Regions from separate parts of the Homo sapiens genome. Here regions 2, 3 and 4 are each linked to region 1. Evidence: chromatin contacts called from ENCODE Hi-C or POLR2A ChIA-PET data. All regions are on one chromosome and are shown on one strand. The core of a region is the stretch at or near the end of the contact, and the rest is flanking DNA. Distances in the headings are between cores, read along the strand shown.

What was found. Hi-C counts contacts between places; a loop is a spot of excess contacts on that map. ChIA-PET counts read pairs that join two places held with the same protein, here RNA polymerase II (POLR2A). Pooled maps may share reads with other maps.
Region 2: a loop to region 1 is called in a map with no recorded cell type, with 7 times the contacts of the local background. The contact joins the promoter of KRTCAP2 here to the promoter of PMVK in region 1. A Hi-C loop is called at or near these places in 2 of 37 single-sample maps with no recorded cell type and 9 of 50 pooled maps. POLR2A ChIA-PET finds 5 or more read pairs at or near these places in 5 of 52 experiments (CD4-positive, alpha-beta memory T cell, SK-N-SH, activated B cell and 2 more).
Region 3: a map of ascending aorta shows a loop between it and region 1 (4-fold over the local background). The contact joins the promoter of SLC50A1 here to the promoter of PMVK in region 1. A Hi-C loop is called at or near these places in 1 of 168 maps with a recorded cell type or tissue (ascending aorta) and 14 of 50 pooled maps. POLR2A ChIA-PET finds 5 or more read pairs at or near these places in 4 of 52 experiments (Caco-2, HepG2, MCF 10A and 1 more).
Region 4: a pooled map shows a loop between it and region 1 (4-fold over the local background). The contact joins the enhancer-like site here to the promoter of PMVK in region 1. A Hi-C loop is called at or near these places in 14 of 37 single-sample maps with no recorded cell type and 13 of 50 pooled maps. POLR2A ChIA-PET finds 5 or more read pairs at or near these places in 6 of 52 experiments (RWPE1, WTC11, activated CD4-positive, alpha-beta T cell and 2 more).

The regions. Positions count from the first base shown.
Region 1 is chr1:154,935,045-154,938,128 of GRCh38, forward strand. PMVK (phosphomevalonate kinase) reads right to left here and starts at 1,675. Exons shown (of 5, transcript NM_006556.4): 1 at 1,547-1,675. The coding sequence starts at 1,641. RefSeq lists a silencer at 1,125-1,224 and enhancers at 1,181-2,123, 1,945-2,144, 2,124-3,065.
Region 2 is chr1:155,171,722-155,174,805 of GRCh38, forward strand. It overlaps KRTCAP2 (keratinocyte associated protein 2), which reads right to left and starts at 1,583. Exons shown (of 5, transcript NM_173852.4): 1 at 1,500-1,583; 2 at 1,017-1,171; 3 at 844-907. The coding sequence starts at 1,503. It overlaps TRIM46 (tripartite motif containing 46), which reads left to right and starts at 2,128. Exons shown (of 10, transcript NM_025058.5): 1 at 2,128-2,308. The coding sequence starts at 2,246. RefSeq lists enhancers at 963-1,242, 1,346-1,854, 1,433-1,532, 1,733-1,782, 1,855-2,363 and silencers at 2,113-2,202, 2,372-2,666.
Region 3 is chr1:155,134,442-155,137,525 of GRCh38, forward strand. It overlaps SLC50A1 (solute carrier family 50 member 1), which reads left to right and starts at 1,411. Exons shown (of 6, transcript NM_018845.4): 1 at 1,411-1,550; 2 at 1,858-1,935; 3 at 2,387-2,510. The coding sequence starts at 1,471. EFNA1 (ephrin A1) reads left to right here. Exons shown (of 5, transcript NM_004428.3): 5 at 1-458. RefSeq lists an enhancer at 852-941 and a silencer at 1,212-1,451.
Region 4 is chr1:154,746,677-154,749,760 of GRCh38, forward strand. All of the region lies in intron 3 of KCNN3 (potassium calcium-activated channel subfamily N member 3), which reads right to left. Among named protein-coding and RNA genes, the nearest start is that of KCNN3, 120 kb to the right of the region's middle. RefSeq lists enhancers at 1,617-1,826, 2,722-3,084 and a silencer at 2,475-2,524. Within about 2 kb of position 1,480, at least 12 of the 41 ENCODE cell types and tissues checked have a DNase peak (open chromatin) inside an H3K27ac peak, as active enhancers do.

The DNA of each region.
Region 1 (3,084 bases), core at 425-2,924:
CAAGACTCCGTCTCAAAAAAAAAAAAAAAAAAAAAAAAAAAACATGAGGCACAGAGTGAATGACAGATGTGTACAAGATCACACACTAATCAACAGTGAGCCAGGGTTTGCATCCCAGCAGTCTAATTCCAGAGCCTGTGCTTCGGACCACTATTTGACGTCAGGGTTTGGAGGTGAGGAGAAATGCAACTTAGGAAAAGGTGGTGAGATACTTAGTGATGAAAAATTCAGGTGGTGACCTCTGCTCTGGGCTCTCCCACACCTTCATAGAACCCCCGTGGTACCCAAAAGCAGCTTCCTGGTACCCCCACCACACTGGCCTTCAAGAGGAGAGGAGCCCCACTTTCTCCCCAACCTCTGCTCTCCTAGCCCAGGTCTCAGCAAAATGCTCCTGCACAGAAGATCTTGCTTTGACAGAAAACACTGTGCAAAAGGTATTATTATTTGGGGAGGCAGCCAGATAAAACAGAAAGAAACCAGTCCTTGGCGCAAGATAAAGTTGAATTTGTTTGGGTTTTTTTTCTTTTTGTTTCAATTATATATTAATTGCTGAGATGCCCATCATGAACCACAAAGCTGAATTTGAATCCTGGATTTGCCACTTACTTTGTGACCAGCAAGGGTTTTTTGTTGTTAACTTCGTATGTTATTTTATTTTATTTTACTTCGAGACAGGGTCTCAGGCTCTGCTGCAAGGACTGGAGGACAGTAGCATGATTACAATTCACTGTAGCCCCCAGGTTCAAGCGATCCTCCCACCTCAGCCTCCTGAGTAGCTTGGACTAGAGGTGCTCGCCATCGCACTAGGCTAACTTTTCCATTTTTTTGTAGAGACTAGGGTCTTACTGTGTTGCCCAGGCTGGTCTCCACTACTGGGCTCTCAAGCCATCCTCGCACCTCTGTCTCCCAAAGTGCTGGGGTGACAGACATGACCACCACACCCGGCCTGTTTAACTTTTTAAGAGCCTCAGTTTCTTCACCTGTGAAATGGAGATGCTAATAATGGCACACAGTACCTAACAAAGAGGTGAAGAGGGTTTTTTGTTTTGTTTTTTTAAGACAGGGTCTCGCTCTGTCGCCCAGGCTGGAGTGCAGTGGCCAATCTCGCCTCACTGCAACCTCCGCCTCCCGGGCTCAAGCGATTCTTCTACCTCAGGCTCCTGAATAGCTGGGACCACAGGCACGCGTCACCACGCCCAGCTACTTTTTGGATTTTTCGTAGAGGCGGGGTCTCGCCATGTTGCCCAGGCTGGTATCCAACGCCTGGTATATAGAAAGTGCCTTCGTAGGAACCATTATTAATGCTTCTCAGAGAGACCTGCAGCTGAAGGTCTTTGGAGAGGTGGTCACCTGCTTCTTTGAGGCTCGCCTGTGTAGACTACTGTTTTATGTAATGGTGGCATTCCACCTTCCCCAGCCCAGTGCTCCTCCTGCCTTGCAAACGGACGACCCGTACTCCAAAGCTCACTCCGTGACACCCAAAAGCACTCCTCGTGTCACGTGATGCGGAGAGCTCCCCCTTCCACCTTTCCCGCCTCACGGACACCTGCTCTGCAGCGCCTCGGTCACGAAGTCCTTCCCGGATTTCCTCTTGCCGCTGAACAGCAGTACCAGCCGCGGGGCGCCTCCCAGCGGGGCCATGGGGCCGCCACGCCTCGCGATGCCTGAAGCTGACACTTCTCCCTACCCCTAAAATCGGGACACCGCGCGGAATGGACGCGGCCACTAAGCGGAGCGGCAACAAGGAACAATCGCGCCCCTCCTCGCCGTAGCTGCGAACAGGGCTGACCGCCCGCGACCGTGCCCTCAGCTCATGTCCAAACAGATATGGGGAGAAAAGGGTGAGACACGCGGAGAGAAAGGCGGTTCCTTCACAGAGCAGCCTCCCCTCGTGAAGCTCCCCCACCCGAACTCACTTAGAACAGTCCAGCCCCGCCCAGAACCTTCGCTCACAGCCTGGCCTGCTTAACTGACACCCGGGGAGGAACCGGACGCGACTACCTTCCTCCGAGGGGGGTGACGTCTGAAATTTCCTGAGGTGAACCCCATGTTCCCTTCCGCGCAGCCCTAAAACTTTAGGAAAAAAAATCTCTGGAGTGAGATCACGTTGGAGACGTTTTGGAAACTGCCCTTTTGCCTGTGCGTTATAGTACATGTGCCACAGCAAATCTGCGCGCGCCCCAGAGTGGGAATGGGTCTTCCTGGGGGCGTAAGGCAGCCCTGACGCGAGCGGCGTGTCTGGCCACGTCATGTCGGGGGAGGAGCAGAATCGCGCACACGATATTTCATTGTCAAGCAGATTTTATAACCCGAGACGTCACTAAGATGTGGCCCTTTAAGCCCGGCGAGAAACCTTTGATTGCTTTTCTAGCCGCAGCCTCCGGCCCAAAGGTTTTCGGAAGCAAACGGCGTGGGTGACATCAATAGTAAGGGAGCGTTGAATCCCTAGATGAGATTGCCTGGTTTCATCCGAAGTCTGGCTCCCAGCCAGAAGTTTGAGAGGCAGGATAAGAATAATCTGTCCTTTCCCTGCATCCCCGGTTCTGCCTCTTCCCGCAGTAGGTGACGGGTTGCCCCAGCTGAGTACGTCGAGTTGTTTTTGGCTATGACTTGCCGTCCTGCATTTTTCTGAGCATGTCAGAACAGAGCCTGCAACTCATTACTGCCTCCACTAGAGAAAAAGTGTAGTGTGGAGACTTAGGGAGAAACCATTAATTTCCTGAATGTTGAAAAGAGGCACAGGAGAGTGGTCAGATGCAAAAAGAACAGACTTAAGGAGGTGGTTTTTTGTTTTTTGGGGTTTTTTTTGTTTTTTTTCAGCAACCCAGAAAACACTGCACTCATCAACGCCCTAGAAGGCAGCACAGAGTGGATTTTCAGTCCCAGCTTGGACACTTAGCAAGTCACTCTGAGTTTACCACTGATAAGGCCCACTTCCCAGGGTTATAATAAGAAAGGAATGAAGAAAATATATGACAAGGTACAATAAAATACTTTGTAAGTTCTCAAGTATCATCCAGATGTAAGGGGTTGTTATTTATTCTTAGCACTTCGTCATTCAACACAGAATCAGATTTTCCAGCT
Region 2 (3,084 bases), core at 333-2,832, 240 kb after region 1:
GTGGCACTCACTGGTAGTCCCAGCTACTGGTAAGACTGAGGAGGGAAGATTGCTTGAGACCAGGTCAAGGCTTCAGTGATCACATCCCTGCACTCCAGCCTAGGCGACAGAGTAAAGCCTTGTCTCAAAAAAAAAAAAAAAAAAAAAAGAGAAAAGATTAAGGGCAACCATGATAGATCTTTGTTTTACCACATGAGGGTTTTACATGAGATTGCATCTGCTGTGAATTTCTGAGCACGTGGCATTCCTTAAGTAATCTGGCCTTGACACTTAATTTGCTTTATAAACTTAATTCTCCATAAATAACTGAATCATCAATTCTTGATTACATGAGCAATTGAACAAGAATTATTCCAAACAGGAAATAATCTAACAGTTATTCTGATTTGGTCAGGATTCCTGCTGCCATAGATATTTGGTGCCTCTAGTATTTAGGCTCTTCACAATTCCCTCAAATAAGTAGAATTCTCTAATATTGAGTTAACTTCACATCAGAACTCCATAGTGAACTTGGTCCTGCTGCTTCTTCTGGTGGGAACAAGGACCGCCTCCCAGCGAATAGATGCAAAACATCAGCCCAAATTTGCCTGTTCCCCTCAAACCTTCCCTGGGAGCTGGCCAGAAGGTACCAAAGTTTCTTGCTTTCAAAGGCCTTCTCTTCCAGCTCCAACTCCAGGAGCTATACAAGGTGCAGAATCGAAAAGCGTCATCTGTCTTCAGACAGCTTCAGTAAATATATTTCTCCTTAACAACCTTTCACCTAAGCATCTGGAAATTCAATATCATGTTTCAGGAGGTTAAAGAGGAGAAAGTTCAAATACTCAAGCTCCAATATTCACTTACTCTCAGGGAAGATCTTTGCTTGGAATCCTTTGCCAAAGACAAGATTCTCCAGATTATTGAAGGCCTGGTTGAGGGAGTTAAGGAGTAGGGTGTGCAACGGGGACAGAGCTGTGTGGGGAAGGGGAAGGGCACATGCCTACGTGGCCCGCCCCCTCCAACTGCAGGGAGGATACAGTGAGCGAGAACACGAAGAGACCCGAACCAAGCAGGCCGCCCTGGATGGTGAGCCACTCGGTGGAGGCCAGCTGACGGCTGTACATCTGCATCCCAGCAAAGAGCAGCAGGGACAGGAGGGAGGAGAGCGCCAGCGAGGTGCCCGTACCCACCACTGGAGGGGATGGGAGAAGGGACGGAGAGTCAGGCTCCGCCCTCCCTCCGGCAAGCTACGGGCAGATCAGCCGGTCCGGAAGCTCGGTGGGCCGACCCCCTCCAAGAACTCCCGGGACTGCAGCCACACGCCCCAACTCCCCACACCGCGCGGCAACCCCTACGTATTCCCCAGCCCCGGACACCCCGAACCCTCCCGTCCGGTGGAAATGCCCGCTCCCGGTGGAACCCAGGACACGTCAGCTCTGTCGGGAGAGGACGAGGAAAGCTTGTCCACCCAAACCCCGACCCCCTCTAGGACTTCCTGGGGACCCCACCGGTCCTGTTACCCATCATGCCCCGCCCGTGAGTCCAACCGGCGCCTCTGGCCAAGAAAGGCGAGCTGAACCGGGTGCGGTTAGCTATGCGCATGCGTCAGCGCTTACCGCGGACTTGCTACTCCTCGCGTTCTCCTCTTTCTTCCTCTCAGTGCCTGGACGCAGCGCCCTCTTGCGACAGGGAGGAAATAATGCGTCGAGGGGGCATCCTCGGCCACCGCCCTGGTCCTCAGGCTTTCCTCGTACCTGGTGCGTCTGCTGCCACTCTGTACAAGGTGCACTTATCTCTTTAAGTCATTGGGCCCATGCCTGTGGCATCTATCCCATCTCTGTCTTCTTTGCCATTTCTTTCATCTCTAGTGCACGTTCCTCAAACCTCCCTGCCCCATGCCTCAACATCTCCCAACCTAAAATTTAGTGCTCCCAACCAGGAACTCATTTTCCTCCGAAACTAATCCCCCGCTTTATATGAGTAAAATTAGGAGCCAATGAAAAATGAGAATGTAAGAAATGGCTCCCCCGTCAAATACCTTTCCATATTCCCCAACCCCCCGACCGGCTTTCGAGAACCACGTGGGGAGAACTATTTCCCACCCCCTACCCCGACGGGCGCTGTTCGAGGCTGGTCCCGGGAGCATGCGCAGTGACACCTCAACCCCCAGCCCTCCTCACACCCCCACTGGGCTCCTGCATTAAGCCCGGGGTTCGCAGCCGCAGCCGGGATCGGGCACCCAGGGGCGGGCGGGCACGGTAGGGCCATGGCAGAGGGTGAGGATATGCAGACCTTCACTTCCATCATGGACGCACTGGTCCGCATCAGTGTGAGTTAAGGTGGGGTCGAGGGAAGGGGAGGGGGCGTATAGGGTTCTGGGGCAAGCTGGGACCTGGAACAGGTGGGGATCCAGGAAGATGCTGGGATGTAGACAGGGGGCTAGCGATGGCAGAAACGGCTGGGAGGGTCGGGATGCAGGTATGAGAGGGTAATCCCGGGAGCAGCCCGGAGGTGAGTGCCGTGAAGGCGTCGGTGTGCTGGAGCGTGAGGAGGAGCTAGGAGCAGCCCAGACGCAGCGGGTGGGCTGGGGTGGCCTCCAGCAGTGCACCGGGGCTGGGGCTTCAGGGGAAAGGCCCTGTTATGAGAAGAGGGACGTGTGAGCTTGGATATTTTCCAAGAAAACTGAGGACAGGTGGGGGATGATGTAGGAGCCGCCCCACAGTGCAGTTCCCAATTTGGACCCCTCCCCAAGACCCCACCCCACGCACCCCCACTCAGGGCTGCTTCCGAGCCTGCGGTTGTCATGGCAACCCGTGCCTGGCTCTCCCAGGGGCGGTGCCAACCGTGTTCCCCCCCACCACTTCCTCCCCCCCTCCTTGTTCCTCCCTCCTTTGTGTCAGCTGCGCCCCTGACCGGGATGGCTGCGAAGAGAGGGACCAAGGTGAGGTGTGGGGGTGGGGCATAGCCTGAGGACCCCCACTCTCGCCACCAAGAGGGGGAGGGGACTTCCGGTGGGGAGGGGGCGAGTAGGCGGGGCTCTTGATTCCCCCGCTAGTTCGGAGAAGGGGGTGCCGCTGACCGGGTTGCGCTGCGGGAGAGGGCGGG
Region 3 (3,084 bases), core at 161-2,660, 200 kb after region 1:
AGGAGAGAGCCAGGATGCCCAGATGAACTGACTGAAGGAAAAGCAAGAAACAGTTTCTTGCTTGGAAGCCAGGTACAGGAGAGGCAGCATGCTTGGGCTGACCCAGCATCTCCCAGCAAGACCTCATCTGTGGAGCTGCCACAGAGAAGTTTGTAGCCAGGTACTGCATTCTCTCCCATCCTGGGGCAGCACTCCCCAGAGCTGTGCCAGCAGGGGGGCTGTGCCAACCTGTTCTTAGAGTGTAGCTGTAAGGGCAGTGCCCATGTGTACATTCTGCCTAGAGTGTAGCCTAAAGGGCAGGGCCCACGTGTATAGTATCTGTATATAAGTTGCTGTGTGTCTGTCCTGATTTCTACAACTGGAGTTTTTTTATACAATGTTCTTTGTCTCAAAATAAAGCAATGTGTTTTTTCGGACATGCTTTTCTGCCACTCCATATTAAAACATATGACCATTGAGTCCCTGCTAAGTGCGAGGCTCTCTGTGCTACAACAGTAGCAACTGGGTTTGAATTTCTTTCTCTCCAAAGAATGTGTGCCCCTCACGAGGCCAAAAGGGTGGGATGTTTCCTCCTCTGAGGGCTGTCCAGGACCGGAGTGCTCCTGACAGCTGTCTCTCGGGTTCTGAGCTGCACTCCACTCTGGAAGTTCTTCCTATCCGACCTCTACCCCACTCCCACTCCGTCACCGCAGGGCTTTGGCATACTACCATTCAGGTACTCACGCTGTTTCGGTGAGTCAGGGAAGCTGGGAACGCCAGCTGAGGCATGCGGCCCCGCCCCACAGCCACACTAGCAGAGACGTGTGGGAGGCTGGGAGGGAAAGTTCCCAGTAACAAGTGGGTTGGACCGGGGGTCAGTGATAGAGGCGTCAGTGGATTGGCCACGTCATGTAAAGTTGACCCGAGAGGGAGGGCAAAAGAGGAAGGCTTGGTGATTCCTGGTAATGTGTTATTTTGAGAAAAAGCTTCGGCAGCACACTCCAGAAAAAAACTTCCCAAACCCTGGGCAACTGAGGTTCTGATGTGGAGCTCTGGATGGAAAGCGTGCTGAAGTCTTGTTAAACTAGCAAGCTTTTGTTTGGAGGTCCACCGCCGAAGGCGCACAGGCCTGTGGGAACACGAGCGTTGAGACTGGGGGCGTCTAGATGATCCAAGGGGTAGGCAGAGTGTGAGCAGCGGCAGGTATCGGGGACACACCCGCGGAGCCCTAGGAAGGGGACTGACCGGGACATGGAAGAGGTCTGGACCAGGGTACTGGGAAGGCGCTCGGAGGAGAGGGGCGCGAGTTCCGGTTCGGCGTCGGAGGGAGGGTGGGGCTTCGGCGCAGTTTCCGGAGGGACGGCCCGAGCGTGCGGGGGCGGAGCCGAGTGCGCGGGGCGGGGCTCCAGAGCCGCAGGTCTGGGCTGCAGTAGGTCCCGGCAACCGCAGGCTCGCGGCGGGCGCTGGGCGCGGGATCCGACTCTAGTCGTAATGGAGGCGGGCGGCTTTCTGGACTCGCTCATTTACGGAGCATGCGTGGTCTTCACCCTTGGCATGTTCTCCGCCGGCCTGTGAGAGTGCGGCCGGGCTGGGTTGGGGAGGACTAGGCAGTCAGGAAAGGAGAGAGAGGGGACAGAGACGTGGCCACAGCACCTGGCTCGTCCGGAACCGGGATCAAAGTGGGATCGGGTCGAGGGGACCGGGGTACAAGGGCGAGGCTGGTCACTAGGCCTGAAGGAGAAGGCAGGATAGCTGGCGGGGGGGAGAGGGGGCGGGGTCTGCGGTGGTCCGGAAAGGATGACAGGCATTGGGCATCCCCCTCTAGCACTCTGCTTCTCCCTTCCCACCCCCACCCCTCCCTTCGGGGCCCCATTACAGCTCGGACCTCAGGCACATGCGAATGACCCGGAGTGTGGACAACGTCCAGTTCCTGCCCTTTCTCACCACGGAAGTCAAGTGAGGGGCCGACGGCTGCGGTAGTGGGAAAGGCTACCAGAGGGAGGTGGGGGCGGGGCAGGAGGAGCAAGAGTGAAAGAGGTTTGGCCGGGCGCGGTGGCTCACGCCTGTAATCCCTGCACTTTGGGAGGCCGAGACGGGCGGATCACGAGGTCAGGAGATCCAGACCATCCTGGCTAACACGGTGAAACCCCGTCTCTACTAAAAATACAAAAAATTAGCCGGGCGTGGTGCCGGGCGCCTGTAGTCCCAGCTACTCGGGAGGCTGAGGCAGGAGAATGGCGTGAACCCAGGAGGCGGAGCTTGCAGTGAGCCGAGATCGTGCCACCGCACTCCAGCCTGGGCGACAGAGCGAGACTACGTCTCAAAAAAAAAAAAAGAGTGAAAGACCCTTTGGGTCCTCCTCTCACACTGAACCCTTTGAGCCATGTCCATCCCCTCCACCCTGCAGCAACCTGGGCTGGCTGAGTTATGGGGCTTTGAAGGGAGACGGGATCCTCATCGTCGTCAACACAGTGGGTGCTGCGCTTCAGACCCTGTATATCTTGGCATATCTGCATTACTGCCCTCGGAAGGTAGAGGCCCTCCCTTGGACCCACCTATCTGCTGCACGCCCTGCCTTGCTGGCAGGGCAAACACTATTTCCTAGAAGACTGTAACAGCTGGCACTGCCACCTTTTCCAGGAAGGCCTCTCCAGCCTTGCAGGTCCCCTTCCTCTATGAAGCCAGCCTTCTGAGATGAACACATTGCCCCCATTTAGGCAAGGCTGGTAGCTCTGCCTAGCCTGAGATGCCTATGCTGCCTGCCCTGGGCTTCAGCCAACAAGCTAAGGGGAAAGGGCTTTTGTCTCTGATATTTCTTTCAGAGCCAGGGCCTGTGGGTGAGAATGAGATGATTAGCTCTGCGTCCCTGCTAAATCACACAAGCATTTATGAAGCTCCTACTGTGTGTGCCAAGCACACAGAAAAAAACACATATTTATCTCCCCCAGAAGTCTCCAGTGTTGTGGGTGGATAAGACTTTCCTATCAAGTTGGTGGTGGGAAAGAAGCTGTGACAGTGCAGTGCTGGAGGCCTAGACAGCTTGGCTTCCCCATTGGAGCACTGGAGAAGGCAGGATGAATTAACTCTAGCAGGGAAGTCAGAGTG
Region 4 (3,084 bases), core at 230-2,729, 190 kb before region 1:
CTCTCCCACCCTCCCCTGTGAGGACCCACAGAGGAAGCTCTGCCCTAGAGGGAAAGGGTTTCTGCCTCCAAGGAGCTGGCTATCCCTTGGGGACATCAGTCTTTGTTTGCTTCAGGTTGATTTTGCTTAATCAGCAAACTTGCATTTTGCACCCACTGGGTGGCCAGATACAGATGGCATCAAATGTCACCAGGCAGAATCCTGTGCTGTAAAGTGGGGAGGGTAACATCTGGAGTAGGTGCATGGGTCCCCCCAACGTGGGACATCTCTGGAGGGGTGGCAGGTAAACTAAGCTCAACCGATCCCCAACTCTGCTCATTACCTGCCCTCTCCCTGCTGCCCAGGTCCCCTGCAACCCCGGCCCTCTTCCTCCTGCACCTCCTATTCGTGGGCAGTCCCACCAGCTATCCAGCCAGCCACACTAGGACACCAGACACTGTTCCTGAGCTTCCTCCCCATCACTCCACATCCAGTGAGTCAGTCCGGTGGAGGTTGGCTCCTCTAGCTCTCTCAAAACTGCCCTTGCTCTTCATCCCAGCCACCACTGTACCCAGGGGTGGTGGGGGCAGCATTCTGTTACTACAGCAGCCTCCCCAGCTGGTGTCCCGTCTTCCCCTCAAATCCCCCTTCCACACTGCAGCCAGGGAAATCTTTCTGAAACTCCAGACCCTCCCCTGCTCCCAATCTACCAGTGGCTCCCCCTCTCCTAGGTGTGGGAAGAGGAGAGGGGACGTTCTCAGCCTCTGCACAGCGACACACTGGGGCAGACAAACAGTCTCTCTGGGGCTAATAGTAGTTGAAGGATTGACATTTGTGAACGATTTATTTTTTTTGTTATGGCAGTTTCAAGGCTATCCTGTGATAATATCACTCTCGCTATCTGGTACTCTGATTTGCTTTCTTCAGTGGAAAGGAAGGGCCGGGACTCCAGCTAGCCTGATGGAAATGATTTATAACCTGGGGCACACCCACAGCAGAAGTCGGCTGTCTGAATATCATCTCTCCTGCATCGCTGGAATCAAAGAAACAAGTACATAAATAAGGTTGGAAACTGTTGGCTGATAGAAGAGTCATTCCAAAATCCTTAGGCTGGTGAAAAAGGCCCGTGCCTGCTCCTGTAGCGTTGAGTGCACTGCCGCATCTTATGACACCCCAGCAAGCAACTGCTTATTCTCTCCTCCAATCCATGCTCCCCCACCTCCGAGCTTCCCTCATGCTGGCCCCTCTGCCCGGAGGCCCCTTAGGCCTAGGAAATCACCTCCTCCGGAAAGCCGTCCCGGATCAAGTGCCCTCTGTGGAGCCCCTTCTTCCCCATTCTCCCTCACTTCTCACCACCGGCTCTTGGCCATCTCCACCCCCAGCACCAGCCTCCATTGGTTGGTTGGTTTGTCGGTCGGCAGGTGCTGAGAAAGCTGGTCAGAGCTACTGAAGGAAGCTGTGAATGAACAAGGACTTAGGGGAAAGTGACGTTTAAACCTGGTCTCATCTCACTCCCTGCTGTGGGCCTCTGCTTTCTGTTTAAAGCCATTCTGGGTCTCTGCTTGCTCTCACAGCTGCTGTCTGTCTGTGGTTTTCATTGAGCTCCACCCGCCCGGGGCCCTCAGTCTGCCGCCCGCGCCTGCAAGCTTTCTCTCTCCTGGTTGAGCCTTTCCCGACATCTGCCATCAGTCACAGAGCGTGACTTGGAAGCAAAGGGGCTTCACAGTTCATCGTTTTTTATATACAGAGAGAAGAACAACAGTAGTTGGGATTCTTGCAAAATACTTCCTCAAAGATCTTAGAGATGATCTACTTCTCATTTCATTTTATTTCTGGGGCTATCTCTGTGTGGTAGGTAAGACTGGATGCTAATCTTATTTGAAGAGATAACAATAATCACTATCATTTCTCAAGTGCCAATCACGTGCCATGTGGGCCAAAGCTTTATGCGCATTACTGAATTTAATCCTCAAAAAACAAGACTCATAACTGTCACTTCCTATTTTACTGAATTGGAAAATTAGACCAGGTGCAGTGGCTCATGCCTGTAATCCAAGCACTTTGGGAGGCTGAGACAGAAGGATCCCTTGAGCCCAGGATTTCAAGACCAGACTGGGCAACATAGTGAGATGCTGTCTCTACAAAAAATGAATAAAATTAGCAGGGCATGGTGGTACGTGTCTATAGTCCCAGCTATTCTGGAGGCTGAGGTGGGAGGATCACTTGATTAATTACTAGATTAGGAAACTTGCACAAAATAAAACATCAATTGAGTGGCAGGGCCCGAGTGTGTGCTTGGACTTGCCTGCATCCACAGCCCTGTCTTTGACCATATTGCACCTTGGAGGAGCCCTGTCTTTGACCATATTACACCTTGGAGGAGGTGGAGACCTAAAAAGGGAGGTGAGATGAGTGGAGAGACTGGTGGGGATTCTCTCTCTCTCAGGTATCTCATCCTGGATCTGTGTTATAATGAGCCATGCTTCCCAGGAGAGTAAGACAGAGCCAGGGCTGCCCTGTTCAGCAGCATAGGTTGCGCACTGTGCAACTCCAAGGAGTGCCAGTCACGAAGACTTCAATGTGAATGGCACCCCCTGGAGGGAAGTGCTGCATAGGCAGTGCTCCTGGCAAGAGCCCTAAAGAAAAGACGGGTGTCTTGCTCTTCTCAGTTATGCTTTCCAAAGATAATTAAAGGCAGGCAGCTCCCCAGGCAAGCAAATGTTGTGGAAGGCACACAAAGCTGCAGCCTCACCTAGGCAGGGTTAGTGTGGGAAGGACGTGGGAATCACCCTGTGACCAAGAACAAAGAGGAACAGCACAGAACAAGTACCCTGGGAAGGAATTTTCTTGTTTTTGTTTCCCAGAGCAGTGGGGTTCCCAGGGCAGGACGTGGGAGCTCTGGTTGGGCGTCTTTCCCTGCCACAGAGAAGACAGGGTGCCAAGGAGGAGCCTGGGACGTCAGGGCGAGTGGGAAGAATTCTGACTCAGCAGAGGTTGCAAAGTAGCCCCCAGGGAATCAGAGAGAGAGGAAGATAGAGAAAGAGAGGGACAGGGATGGAGACAGAGACAATGGCTGGAAGGGGAGGAGTCTGAGGGCAAGGGCAC